Regions from separate parts of the Homo sapiens genome. Here regions 1 and 3 are each linked to region 2. Evidence: chromatin contacts called from ENCODE Hi-C or POLR2A ChIA-PET data. All regions are on one chromosome and are shown on one strand. The core of a region is the stretch at or near the end of the contact, and the rest is flanking DNA. Distances in the headings are between cores, read along the strand shown.

Region 1 (3,820 bases), core at 814-3,313, 990 kb after region 2:
GGAGGCTGAGGCAGGAGAATGGCGTGAACCCGGGAGGCAGAGCTTGCAGTGAGCGGAGATCGCGCCACTGCACTCCAGCCTGGGCGACAAAGCAAGACTCCGTCTCAAAAAAAAAAAAAAAGAAAGAAAGAAAAGGGGTAATTATAGTAGTATTTCCAGAGAGGCGCCTTCTCTACCCAAGAACTAGGGACACATCCTAAGGGGAGCCTCCTTCCCCTCTCCTGGTTCCAAGCAAGAAGACATGACTTGGCTGTGCAATTGGGAACCCTGGTCCCTCCTCCAGGAAGCCTTCTACCCGCCAACCCCCACTGCAGGCTGGTGAGGGTGCTGCCTCTGTGCCCCTCAGCCCTTGGCACTTGCCCTTGCTCTTGCACCCCTGCCATGACCTCTCCAGGTCAGGGACAGCATCTGTCCCCAGCATCACCTGGCACATGGCCTGCACTGAGTAGCTGTCAGTGAAAGTTGGTGAATGAAGGCATAAATAAATGAAGTCAAACTCTGTATTAGGCCTTCTTGCATTGCTATGAAGAAATACCTGACGCTAGGTAATTTATAAAGAGGTTTAATTGGCTCACAGTTCTGCAGGCTTTTCAGGAAGTATGGTGCTGGCATCTGCTTCTGGTGCAACCTCAGGAAGCTTAAGATCATGACATAAGGTGATGGGGAGCCAGTATATCACATAGTGAGAGCAGGAGTAAGAGAGAAGGGGAGGTCTTAGACTCTTAAATAACCAGATCTTGTGTGAACTAAGCAAGAACTCATCACCAAGGGGATGGTGCTGAACCATTCATAAGGGATCTGCCCTCACGACCCAATTACTTCCCACCAGGCCCCACTTCCAACATTGGGATCACATTTCAACATGAGATTTTGAGGGGACACACATCCAAACTACAGCAAATCCTATTGGGGGCAGAAATGAATCTGCCATACATAGGCCACACCTACTATGTGCTGACATGATACAGGGAGAGGAGTATCAGGAATGACTGTTGGGGATCCCTCTGCCATTCTCCCATGAGCAGACATCCCCAGGATGAGCTGAGGGGAATGCAATGAGCAGGCCAAACTCTTTCCAAGCTGTTTGACCACACCCACCTACCCCAGCACTCTCAGCCCCTGCCTGGTGCCCTGTGCTGAGCTGGGTGAGGCTGGGGAGACTGGTGAGTGAGGGCTGCCCTGCCCTTTTTGAGCCCCCAGTCTTCTGGTGAAGGAACATAGCAACATGGAGTGATTGGTATGGATGATGCAAAACCAGGGACATGGGACCCAGAAGTGCCCGAGCCAGCCTGGAAGGCCTCTGCCCTGGGCCCCGGGTGGCTGTTTGCTGCACAGCTCTCCCCACAGCCTGCCCCAAATAAACAGCTTATCTTCGTCCCTGAAAATGGTGCTCTCGAGTTCCATCCTTTTCAGAGCGGGTCCTCCCAGACTCCTCTTCCTGCATCCTCCTCCATCCCGCTTAGTGACACTTTGCCGTGGGTGGAGCCCCTCATTTGATCCTCAAGCCCCCGAGGTGGGTATTATACCTCGTTCGCAGGCAAAGGCTCAAGCGAGGTCAGTCTTAAGTTGCTGCCCACTGACCCGTCTACCAGTCCTGTCCTTGCGTCTCCATGGCTCAGGTCAGGGTTATCCTATCTGCTTCCCACCTCTCTCCAACACATGCACTCCCCAAGGCAGGCTCCATCACCGGGCCCCAGCCCCTGGCTCTCTCCTCCAACGCAGCTCCCCAGCCGGCCTGTAAAACCGAGGACAGGCTCCCGCCACGCCCTCGGCGGTCCTCAGGCCTTGGCGGTTGGGGAAGCCCGCCAAGGGCGACGGTTCCCCTCCAGCCCCACAGGCTGTGCAGCTCCGGCAATGAGTCTCCCTCAGGTCTCTGGGTCAGCCGGCGCCCCAGTGCGTGCCTCGGGGGCAGGGATCCCGGCTTTTCACTACTGTTAGTAACAGCTCGCGCGCGCTGCTTCACAGCAGGTGGGTGAGCCTACTTTTAGTCTTCCCATCGACACCCTTAGATGGCAGTTTTAACTTTCTCCCTACACACAAGGAGCTGCTATACATGGTTCCGGCTTGACGCGGATACCTAGTGACACTTGGCGGCCAGGCCGGGCAGACTTCCGGGTGGGTGATCCCTGGCGCTGTGCGGAGCCATTCGCTGCGCTGAAGCAGTGCGCATGCGCACTGGACGCTTCTTACCAGCGTCCTGACTACAATACCCAGGACGCACCCAGCCCGCCGCCTCTCGGAGCCCTTTTCAAACCGACCAATCGGCAACCCGCGTCTCCCGGCGCCGCGTTTAAATCCGTGCCGGAGGCGCGTCCTGCATCGTCTGCCGCTTTGGGTAAGGTGGGGTCAGGGTCGGGGGCGAGGCTTGCCCGGTGGGCCCGGTGCGGCGCGGTGCCCGCCGTTTTCGGGACGGGGAGGGGCCGCGCCCCGCCAGGAGCCGGGCCTGGGCTCGAGCAGGGGTCACTGAGGCCCCTCGCGCCGTGGTCGGGGATGCCGGGAGGTCTAGGGCTGCCCCCCAGGCAAACAGAGCCCCCAACACTCTGGCCCAGAAGCCGAGAATTCCGTTATCTCGTCTGATGGCGTTCGGGCTGACTCCCGGCCTGGCGGCACTCGGGCCCTGGGGTCCCCTGGGATGCGATCATTTCAGAGCGGCCCCCGCGCCGCCTCTCCCAGACCTGGCCGCGGCCTTCAGCTCTCTCTGCCTCTGTGAGCCGAGGGCTGAAGGAAGCCGGAGCCCTGGGCCCTGACACGTACTCACTTTCTGGCCCCGTTCCACCCTGCAGTGACTTCTGACAGCTCTCTCCATGGAAGGAGGCGGCGGCCGCGATGAGCCTTCAGCCTGCCGGGCAGGGGACGTGAACATGGATGACCCTAAGAAGGAAGGCAAGTCCTTGCTGCTGCGGCGCTGTTGTTGTTCAGGATGTTCAGTAGAGATGGAGGGTGATTTAATGTTTCCCTGAGAAATTCTTTCTCAAGTGCTCGACTTGTACTCTGCACCTGTGAAACACATGACATCTGCCTTCGTTTTCTGGTTTTCTTTCACCTCCTCCCCATTTTAAGTTTCATCACAGCCAGGATTCTCATCCGTTTTATTTACCGCAGTGCTCCCATGCCCTGAACAGCACCTAACACTTTGTGGGCTCTCAAATATTTATTGTATTGAATTCGATGTTTTCTTTTTTGTTTGTCGCTGGTTTCTGTTTGCTAAGACTTATTTAGGATCTTTGAGACCATGTTAATGAGTAAGCCTGGCCCCAAACCCCTTTCTTCTTGTGTCTTTGACTGGTTTGGGTATCAAGGTGAGGGTACAGCTTCACAGAATGAGTTACAGGCCACACCCTCTTTTTCTCTCAAAGCGTTTTTATTTATTTATTTATTTATTTATTGACGGAGTCTCGCTCTCTCACCCAGGCTGGAGTGCAAAGGCGTGATCTGTACTCACTGCAACCTCTCTCTCCTGAGTTGAAGGGATTCTCCTGCCTCAGCCTCCCTAGTAACTGGGATTACAGGCACCCGCTGCCACACCTGGCTCATTTTTGTATTTTTAACAGAGACGGGGTTTTGCCATGTTGCCCAGGCTGGTCTCGAACTCCTGAGCTCAGGCAATCTGCCTGCCTCGGCCTCCCAAAGTGCTAGGATTATAGGTGTGAGCCACCTCACCCAGCCTCACAAAGCATTTTGACATCCCTTGGGTAGTTTTCTCACACTACCCAAGGATCCTTTCTTTTTGAGACCAAGTCTCACTCTGTCTCCCAGGCTGGAGTGCAGTGGCATGATCTTGGCTCACTGCAACCTCTGCCTTTCGGGTTCAAGCGATTCT
Region 2 (4,045 bases), core at 1,454-3,953:
ATGAAGAGCTTAGAATAGCGCCTGACACACAGTAGGTGCTCAATTCACAGTAGTGTATATGCCCACACACAGGTATGTACATTCCAAATGCACCAACGCCCCTCAAGATACCCTCAATACACAAATAGATTGAGTCTGGGCTGGATGCGGTGGCTCATGCCTGTAATCCCAGCACTTTGGGAGGCTGAGGTGGGAGGATCACTTGAGCCCAGGAGTTCAAGACCAGCCTGGACTGGTGGAGACATGGTGAGACTCTGTCTCCATGAAAAATAATTAAAAATTTAAAAAATATATTTTAATTTGAAAACTTTTAAAAAGGAAAGATATGGACTAGGTCTGGTCGCTGGGCTCCTGACGACAAGGCTTGCTGTGCACATACATCTTCATTAGTGTGAGCTGTGCTCACGTCGGCTGCGTGGAGGCTGGGACAGACACGGACACCCCACAGTGCCCAGTGATGTGTCACACCCACACATCAGCACCACGCTGACCTCTTGCCAACCTGCCATATCTGCCCCCTTATCTACTCAGAATGGTCAAGGTGCCCAGGGGGCAGTGTCTCTCAGTAATTTTCCACAACCTGAGAAAAAGCTGTGTTTCTCTCAGATGTGGGGAAAAGGGGAGCCCTTGTTCCTGAGGCATCCTTCCTGCTGTCCTTGCTCTTGTAAGGCTGACTGGCTGAGTTTTTGGGTGGAGGGGCTGAGGCTCCCAGCCTATCTCAGATGGTGCTGAATGTGGCTGGAGGTTACGATTGCTTTGGTCCCACCACCCCTCAGAGGATGCCCTGCGCAGAGTCTTGGGTCTGACTGACCTCGGCAGCACCCAGCCCATAAGGTCCTGTTAATCAAAATCCTTGCTGGGGCCTGGGAGCTCCATGAGGGAAGGGGCCACATCTCCCACAGGTCTCGGGCTTCAGCACCCAGTACAGGAGCAGGTGTTCATGAACTGAATTATATATCTTTTGCATTAAAAAAAATTTTTTTTGAGACAGAGTCTCGCTCTGTTGCCCGGGCTGGAGTGAAGTGGCATGATCTCAGCTCACTGCTGCCTCTGCCACCCGGGTTCAAGTGATTCTCCTGCCTCAGCCTCCCGAGTAGCTGGGATTACAGGTGTCCGCCACCACGCCCGGCTAATTTTTGTATTTTCAGTAGAGATGAGGTTTTGCCAGGTTGCCCAGGCTGGTCTGGAACTGCTGACTTCAGGTGATCCACCTGCCTCAGCCTCCCAAAGTGCTGAGATTACAGGCGTGAGCCACCGGCCTTTTTTTGCATTTAAGTCGCACCTCCAGGGGTTGGGGAGCTGTATGCAGTGGTGGTTACATGTGTGGGCTGAGGCATGGAACTACACAACCTCTTGGGCCTGAGCTTCCCCTTGTTAAACTGGAATAACAATGAAGACGCCTTCCTCATAGGGTTGTTCCAAGAACACCATGAAGGAACGCATGCAAAGTGCTCAGGGAGTGCCTGACCCCACATACAGAGCACCCAGGGGCTGCCCTCTTCATCCCAGAGTCACTGCTCCCACTGTTTTCTGGGCTCTGGCCCCCCCTAAAATTTCACAGGCCGCTAACACAACACTACCTTCTGTCACAAAATGAGAGCTTTCTGGTGGGCTAGGGTAGGGGGAGATATTAACAGCCAACTTTAAAATCAGGCAGGAAAAAAAGGTGCCAAGGAGACAGGAAGTAATAAATGACTCCAGGTTGGGCAGGGCAGGCTGGGAAGAGGAAGTGGATTGGGTCTTGTTTAGGTAAAAGACTTCAGTGGCAGACAAAGGAGGAGTAATAAGATCGCTAGGGGGCCCGTGCCCAGCCCACCCACGCACAATCTCAGTCCTCGCAATACCCACAAGGTAGGTGCTAGGATCACACCCTTTACGGACGCGGCACCTGCGACAGGGATGCGCGAGGAGTCAGGGGGCCTCGCCGGATCGAACCTAAGCTGGGGAAGAGTATTTCTTGTATTTTTAGGAGAAATTCTCAGCCTCGGGGAAGAGTATTTCTTGATGAGGGAAGAGCGCGGGGAAGACACTCACGCACGCACAAACATGTGGGCGGCCATGGTGTGCCCAGCGCCGTGCTGGCTTCTGGGAACCCCCAGTGGACAAGACGGACAAGGTACCGGCTCTCAGGGGAAGTGGGAGCCAGTCACAAGCGTACCTAATTTCGGAGAGTGACAAGTACTCTGAAAAAGAAAGAAGGTAGGGCTGGTGACTGGCCAATTTAAGCGGGCAGGAGTCTGCTGGGGGACGGAGACCAGCCTCAGGTCTGGGTTGGGGACAGAAGCTGTGCCTAAGTGTGGTGCAGGATGCAGTTGCAAAGGAGCGCTTCCGATCGCACTTGATGCTCGCCACGTCCCTGCAAAGTGCTCCCGCCCCCTTTCTGCAAATGAGGAAACGGGACGCGCGGCTCGCCGGGCCAGGTAGGGCTAGGACGCGGACTCTAGGCCCAAGCGCTCCCCAGCGCAAGCCCTCCCCCGCACATCCGACCGCGCCTGCGCTGGAGACCCCGGGGGCGTGGCCTCCCCGGTGGGCGGGACCGTGGTCACCGAGGTGGGCGGTGCCAGAGGATCTGGCGGCGGGGCGGGGCGGGGCGCGCGTCCTGGCTTCGCCCTTCCCCGGGGCGGGGCCTCCGGGGACCGCGGGGCCGTTGGTTTCGGGACGGAACGTTCACGCGGCTGGGGCGGGCGCGCGGGGGAAGGGTTTGCGGCGGCGCCGCTGCCGGCTAACGCGGAGGGGCGCCTGGAGGCGGCGTGGCGTCCGCTCTGGCTCCGACTCCGGCTCTCGCTCTCGCTTCTAGCCCGCGTGCCTGCGCAGTCCCCTCCCCGAGAACCATCCCCTTGCCCCGCCCAGCGTCAGGGGTGCGCGGCCGCCGAGAGACCCCGGAGGCGTAGCCGGCTGCGGAGGCGAAGAGGTGGCAGCGCGAGCTGGGACCAGCGTCTCGGAGGCGCCGCAGGTGAGGGGGCGGGGCGGGCCCGCGGTCCCTGCATCCGGAGCCCCTGGGGACCCCGAGATCCTCAGGATCCGCCCCGGCCCCGGGGCCACCCCAGGACTCCCTCTCAGCTCTTCCCCTGGAGCCCCTGCCCCCGAGACCCCCTCAGGATCCGCCCTGCCCCTCCAGGCCCGCGAACCCCGAAACTCCAAGATTTTCTCTGGACTCCGAGACCCCCTGAGGACCCCGGCCGCTAGTGGGCCCTGAGAACTGTTGGTTCCGGAAACTCTCGAGGTTCCCTTGGGACTTGCTTCCAGCAACCTCCTCAGAAGCCCCCAGGCCCGGGGCATCTTCCTGTGGGGAGCCGTGGTTCCCAGTGTCCTTAGCCCCGCGAGACCCCGGGTCCCCGTGCCGCCCACCCTGAGGCTCCCTCTCCGACCTGATCTCAGGGCTAGGTTTCTCCAACTTGAGGTCCCTGGACCTGCGGGGCGTGGGTGGAAGTGTTCCCAGGTCTGGTGATAACTTAAGACGGTAACAGCGCGCCCGACGACCACCTCCTAAGCTGTGGTCCCCGCGCCTGCAGGTGCAGGGCCGGGTTTAAGTTTTAATGTTCTGCTGAGACTCAGGTGGCCCCACAGGACAGTCTATAGAGCAGGAGACCTGAGGTGGCCGAGGGCGGCCGAACCGGGGAGGGAGCGAGTTAGGGCACATGGGGACGCTTTTAGGTTGTCTCCTCCTTAATTTTTTCATTCAAGGAACTAACATTTTGTTTTTGAATGCCTGATAGGCTCCAGGAATTGACACTGGAAATAGAGATGAGACGGTCCCTGCTGTCAGGGCCTAGGGACCTGGGGCATAAGACAAGTAGGTCGTTTTTATCTGGAGGAAGCTGTGTCGTCGCTGGCAGGGAACCCATCTGGGTGGGCATGGGATTCTGGGAAGGGGTGGGTGTTAAGGAGGGCGTCTTAGGAGTCGTGGGGAGGAGATGCTAAGCAGCAGGTGAGCTGATTCTTGAAGGTTGAGCTAGAGGAGAAGTTTGCCAGGGTCATTCCAGGCAGAGTTTCAGGGGACAGCCAGTATGTCAAAAGGCAGAGAGGCTGCCACGGCACACAGTGT
Region 3 (4,064 bases), core at 1,508-4,007, 840 kb after region 2:
AGAGGGCAAGCCAGCAGCAAACTTCGCAGGCCCTGGCTGGCAAACAGACTCCAGCCTGGACCCCAGGCCCATAGGAGAAGCTTCACCCTGGCAGGGTCAGGGAAAGCACTGGGGTCCCTGAACACAGATGACCGTCATCACCTGCTCCCAGCACTCAGGGTCTAACTGCTGCCCTGTACTGAGCGGCCAAGCCCTATCACTCCAGGTTGCCTCCTCCAGCAACCCCTTCCCGTCTGAATTCCCAGCTTCCCAATTCTTTCCCTGAGGCTGTGGGAGAGCCTCGGCTTCTCTGGCTGGCTGGCAGGTCAGCACTTGCAGGAGAGAGCAGCTCAGCAGGGCAGACGTGGGCTTTACAGACCTGCCTTCCGTCCTGCGCCCTGCCGCTGGCCTGGGGGACCCAGTGCAGATGGGGCTTCTCTGTGCCTCAGTCTCCATCTTGCAATGTGGGCACAGTAATAATTACCCTCAGAACATCTTCCGGATCAGAAAATGTAAAAAGGGACCTGAGACAGCATTGTCACCACATAAATGGTAGCTATGAACTAAGATCCATATGCACCAGATGCTCCCAGTAGTCACTAAGGCGCCAGAGAGGAAACTCAGGTGGTGCTCAGAGACATTTTCAGGAGCACTGATTTGTCCTCAAAGTTACAGATTTCTACTCAGTCCCTGCGCCAGCGGTGTTTCTGTTCTGTCGTGTGGCCCTCATTTCATCAGCACTGAAGAAGGTAAAGAGAGACTTCCTGGAGCTGGGAATGGGGGTGAGGGTGTGCCCTTTGTGACAGTTGCTCCCATGCTGGGTGTGTGACAAGGTCTTCGTGGCCAACAGAAAATTGCTTCATCTCTCTCATCTGAGCGTGGTTTCCCAGAAGAAACCTACCACCCCCGGGAAGCATGGATATGGGGCTGTTTCTGGCCAGGATACTCCCAAGAGAAGAGTCCTGAACTTGCTTCTACCCTCAGGACGCCTGCGGGAGACTGGCTGACAGCATTTGATTGAAAATGCTTATTTCTGGGACACATGGATGAAAAACAAGTTTTCTCTCCCTAAAACCTTGGGAGCCCCAAAAAACCCAAGAATATCACTTTCCTATGTCTGCTGAGTGTACGTGACCACTCTGCACACCCCCACATAGCCTTTGTCCTTGTTCATGAGAATGTTCACTAGGTCTTTCAACACCTGGTTGACCTGGGTGGTGCATCTGGGTCACACACCTGTGTGGACCCTGGTCCTTGAGAGTCTGGGATATGGGTATGCCAGGTAATGTCTTTGAGCCCGGAGGTCCTCATGAGGATGTAGCCCCTGAGCTCTGCGTGGGCAGCCCAGGGTCAGCTTCCCTCACCAAACACAACAGGATGACAAGCTTGGATGTGGCTGCCTGCACACCCCACGAGATATGCAGGATATTACGTGTACAGGTCACCCTATAAACTCTGAAACAACATAAATGATAGCTATTGCTGGCTAACATGTGCAAGAGAAGGTGAGGTTGCCGTGTGCCAGTGGGAAGGATATGTGGGTGTCTGGAGGGTGGGGCAAAGTTCACCATAGGTGCCTGGCTAATCAACAAGGGTGAGTTTAAGAGAAGTTTGTGAAAGGGCCAGTTCCCGCCTGATCTCCAGTTCCCCTGCCTAATGAGATCTGGGTTTGCTTTCCGGAGTGGGTCCTCCTGGGCGCCCGCTGCCACAAATAGCACAGTGGCAGGCACAGCTGGCAGCGGAGGGCAGGCAGTGGAGCGGGCATAGCACACATTGCGTTCCCGAGGAGGGGAGCCCTGATGTGCCGGCACCCAGGGGCTTTGTGCATTCCGCTCCGGCAGCTCGAGCGTCACGGCCCGAACAAAGCGGCTTTGCAGGGCGCTCTCCTACTCCTCGCCATTGGCCACCGGGCCGCGACCTCTCCTTGCTCTGGCAGAGTCCCAGCGCCTTGCGTAGGCACAAAGTCAGCCCCTCACCCCCCAGCGCATGAAGTAGGGGCGGGCATGGCTCTTGGGCCGCTGGAGAGGGGTGGGGTTGTGGGGTCGGAGCTGGCGGCGCCTCCCCGAGCCCGTCCGCGTTGCCCTTCACCCTCCTCGTTCCCCCGCCCACCACACCGCCCTGGCACCTCCCGCCACCTGTTTCCTTGTCCTCCCAGCTCGCCTTCCCCTTCTCCTTATTTTGCATCCTGGGGTTCCAGGGACAAGGTCCCTCCCGGGCCGCCTCCCACCCTACGCACTTCTGAGCCTCAAGGGCACCCGGTCCCGGGTCCCGGGTCTAGACCGGCTCATCGCACAGAGTAGCAGAGCCGGGCTCATCGAGGAGGCAGGAGGGGCTCGCCAGCGTGGCACGGGCGCCCGGCGGGAACCTCCACCCGCCCCGCGGCCGCGCGTCCCCGCCTCGAATTCAGCCCCGCCCCGGTGCGCCGGGCTGGAGGGGCGCTGACGCTCAGCGGTGTCCCATCGGTGACCTTGGACGGTCCCTCCACCTCTCCGGCCTCAGTTTCCCTTGGCTGCAGCGGCCGCGGGGCGCTAGGTGGGAGCCGCTGAGCGCTCCCGGGGCCCCGCCCACCGCGAGCAGCCAATCGGGCGCCGCCCTCCGGGGGGTGTGTCCCGGGGCCGAGGCCCGGGGCCCGGAGGGCGCGCGGGGCGGGCGGGGCTTCCGGGTCGGGCCTCGGGACACTGGCTCGCGCGGACCGGGGCAGGGGGCGGGCCGAGGGGCGGTGCGTGTCGCGGGGGCGCGGCTGGCACGGACGCGCGGAGGCGGCGCCGGGCATGGGCCGTGGACGCGGCGGCCCCGCGGCGGGGGCAGCGGGCGGCGGGGGCGGAGGCGGCCGCTAGCGCCCTGCCCGGCGCCGCCTCCTTCGGCGTTCGCCCCACGGACCGGCAGGCGGCGGACCGCGGCCCAGGTGCCCGGGGGCGGGCGGGCGGGCGGGCGGGAACGCGCGCGGGGGTCCGCGGTCCGGGCTTCCCAGGTCCCGGGACCCGGAGGGCGGCGGACGGGGGAGGGGCAGGGGCTGGGCGGCGCATGCGCGGGGCCCGGGGTCTCGGGGTCTCCGGGTCCCGGGGACCCGGGGGCCCGGGGTGCGCGGCTGGGGACCTGAGGGCGAGGAGCGAGGACACACACCGAGGACTCTTGCGAGGGATCTCGGGGCCCAGCTCGGCCTCCCTCCTAGCGCTGGGGGCCTGCCCGGAACCCGAGTCCGCGGCTGTCCCTGGGGTTTGGCGCTGCGCGGAGGTCGGGTCTGGGGACCGCAGCGACTCTGGGTCTTCGGGTTGTCCCCTCGGAGGGAGGGCCCACGGGCGGGGACATCGGGACTTGCCCTTTCCTCGGCGCAGCGGAGCTGGGGCGTCGCCGACTCAGAAGGTGCTTTCCGAGACCTCCAGGGATCTCCGAGGCGAGGAAACCCGGGCCCCGGACAGACCGACCCTGGGTGGGTGCGCCCGGCTTCTGCCGTCGGACGGAGACGCGCGTGTTTGTTCCTCCAGCTGCGACCACCTTTGAGGAACGGTTCCCACTTTGTGCCCCAACGCGGCGGGGCGACCCCGGACAGGCTGCGCTGGGCCGGGTGGCTTCTCTGCGGAAGCCGCGCCACGTCGCTCCCGGTCGGGGCCGCTGAGGGTCGGGCGCCCAGGTCTTTCCGGAGTCCCGGGCTGCGCGGCCCGCGTGGTGCGGGTGAAGCTGGAGGGGCGCGGGGTGGTGCCAGTGGAAGTCAGGAGGGTCGGCCCTGCCCCCTCACGCACCCCAACCGGGCACAACTGCACGCCTGTGCTTTTCTGAAGTCTTTTTTAAAAGTTAAAAGAGAGGAAGTGTGCTCCAAGTGTCAGGATTCTTTCCAAGAAAAACCCACAGTTGTCCAATGGCCTGGGCTTCGTGGGACCTCCGGGGCTGCACGCCCACGTCAGCCTCAGCCGACCCCTGCCAGGAAACCAGGGAGGCCCCTCCTCTCCCAGCCTCCTTGGGATAAGGGTGCCTTGGGGAACTGGGTCAGGGCAAGGACACGGGATTTTCCTGGGAAGGACCCTGCGACACCCGTGTCGTTGCGGGGCAGGGTCAGCATGACTTTCCTCTTCCAAGGTGAAGAGTTG

What was found. Hi-C counts contacts between places; a loop is a spot of excess contacts on that map. ChIA-PET counts read pairs that join two places held with the same protein, here RNA polymerase II (POLR2A). Pooled maps may share reads with other maps.
Region 1: a loop to region 2 is called in a map with no recorded cell type, with 12 times the contacts of the local background. The contact joins the promoter of GTSE1-DT here to the promoter of FAM118A in region 2. A Hi-C loop is called at or near these places in 1 of 168 maps with a recorded cell type or tissue (natural killer cell), 2 of 37 single-sample maps with no recorded cell type and 7 of 50 pooled maps. POLR2A ChIA-PET finds 5 or more read pairs at or near these places in 1 of 52 experiments (A673).
Region 3: a map with no recorded cell type shows a loop between it and region 2 (15-fold over the local background). The contact joins the promoter of PPARA here to the promoter of FAM118A in region 2. A Hi-C loop is called at or near these places in 3 of 37 single-sample maps with no recorded cell type and 7 of 50 pooled maps. POLR2A ChIA-PET finds 5 or more read pairs at or near these places in 1 of 52 experiments (naive thymus-derived CD8-positive, alpha-beta T cell).

Annotation. Positions count from the first base shown.
Region 1 is chr22:46,294,597-46,298,416 of GRCh38, forward strand. It overlaps GTSE1-DT (GTSE1 divergent transcript), which reads right to left and starts at 2,064. Exons shown (of 1, transcript NR_024009.1): 1 at 547-2,064. GTSE1 (G2 and S-phase expressed 1) reads left to right here and starts at 2,274. Exons shown (of 12, transcript NM_016426.7): 1 at 2,274-2,335; 2 at 2,784-2,883. The coding sequence starts at 2,805. RefSeq lists a silencer at 2,332-2,531 and an enhancer at 2,682-2,791.
Region 2 is chr22:45,307,231-45,311,275 of GRCh38, forward strand. It overlaps FAM118A (family with sequence similarity 118 member A), which reads left to right and starts at 2,704. Exons shown (of 9, transcript NM_017911.4): 1 at 2,704-2,953. RefSeq lists a silencer at 2,370-3,049 and an enhancer at 3,766-4,045.
Region 3 is chr22:46,147,769-46,151,832 of GRCh38, forward strand. It overlaps PPARA (peroxisome proliferator activated receptor alpha), which reads left to right and starts at 2,758. Exons shown (of 9, transcript NM_005036.6): 1 at 2,758-2,884. RefSeq lists silencers at 2,219-2,828, 2,979-3,098 and an enhancer at 3,309-3,498.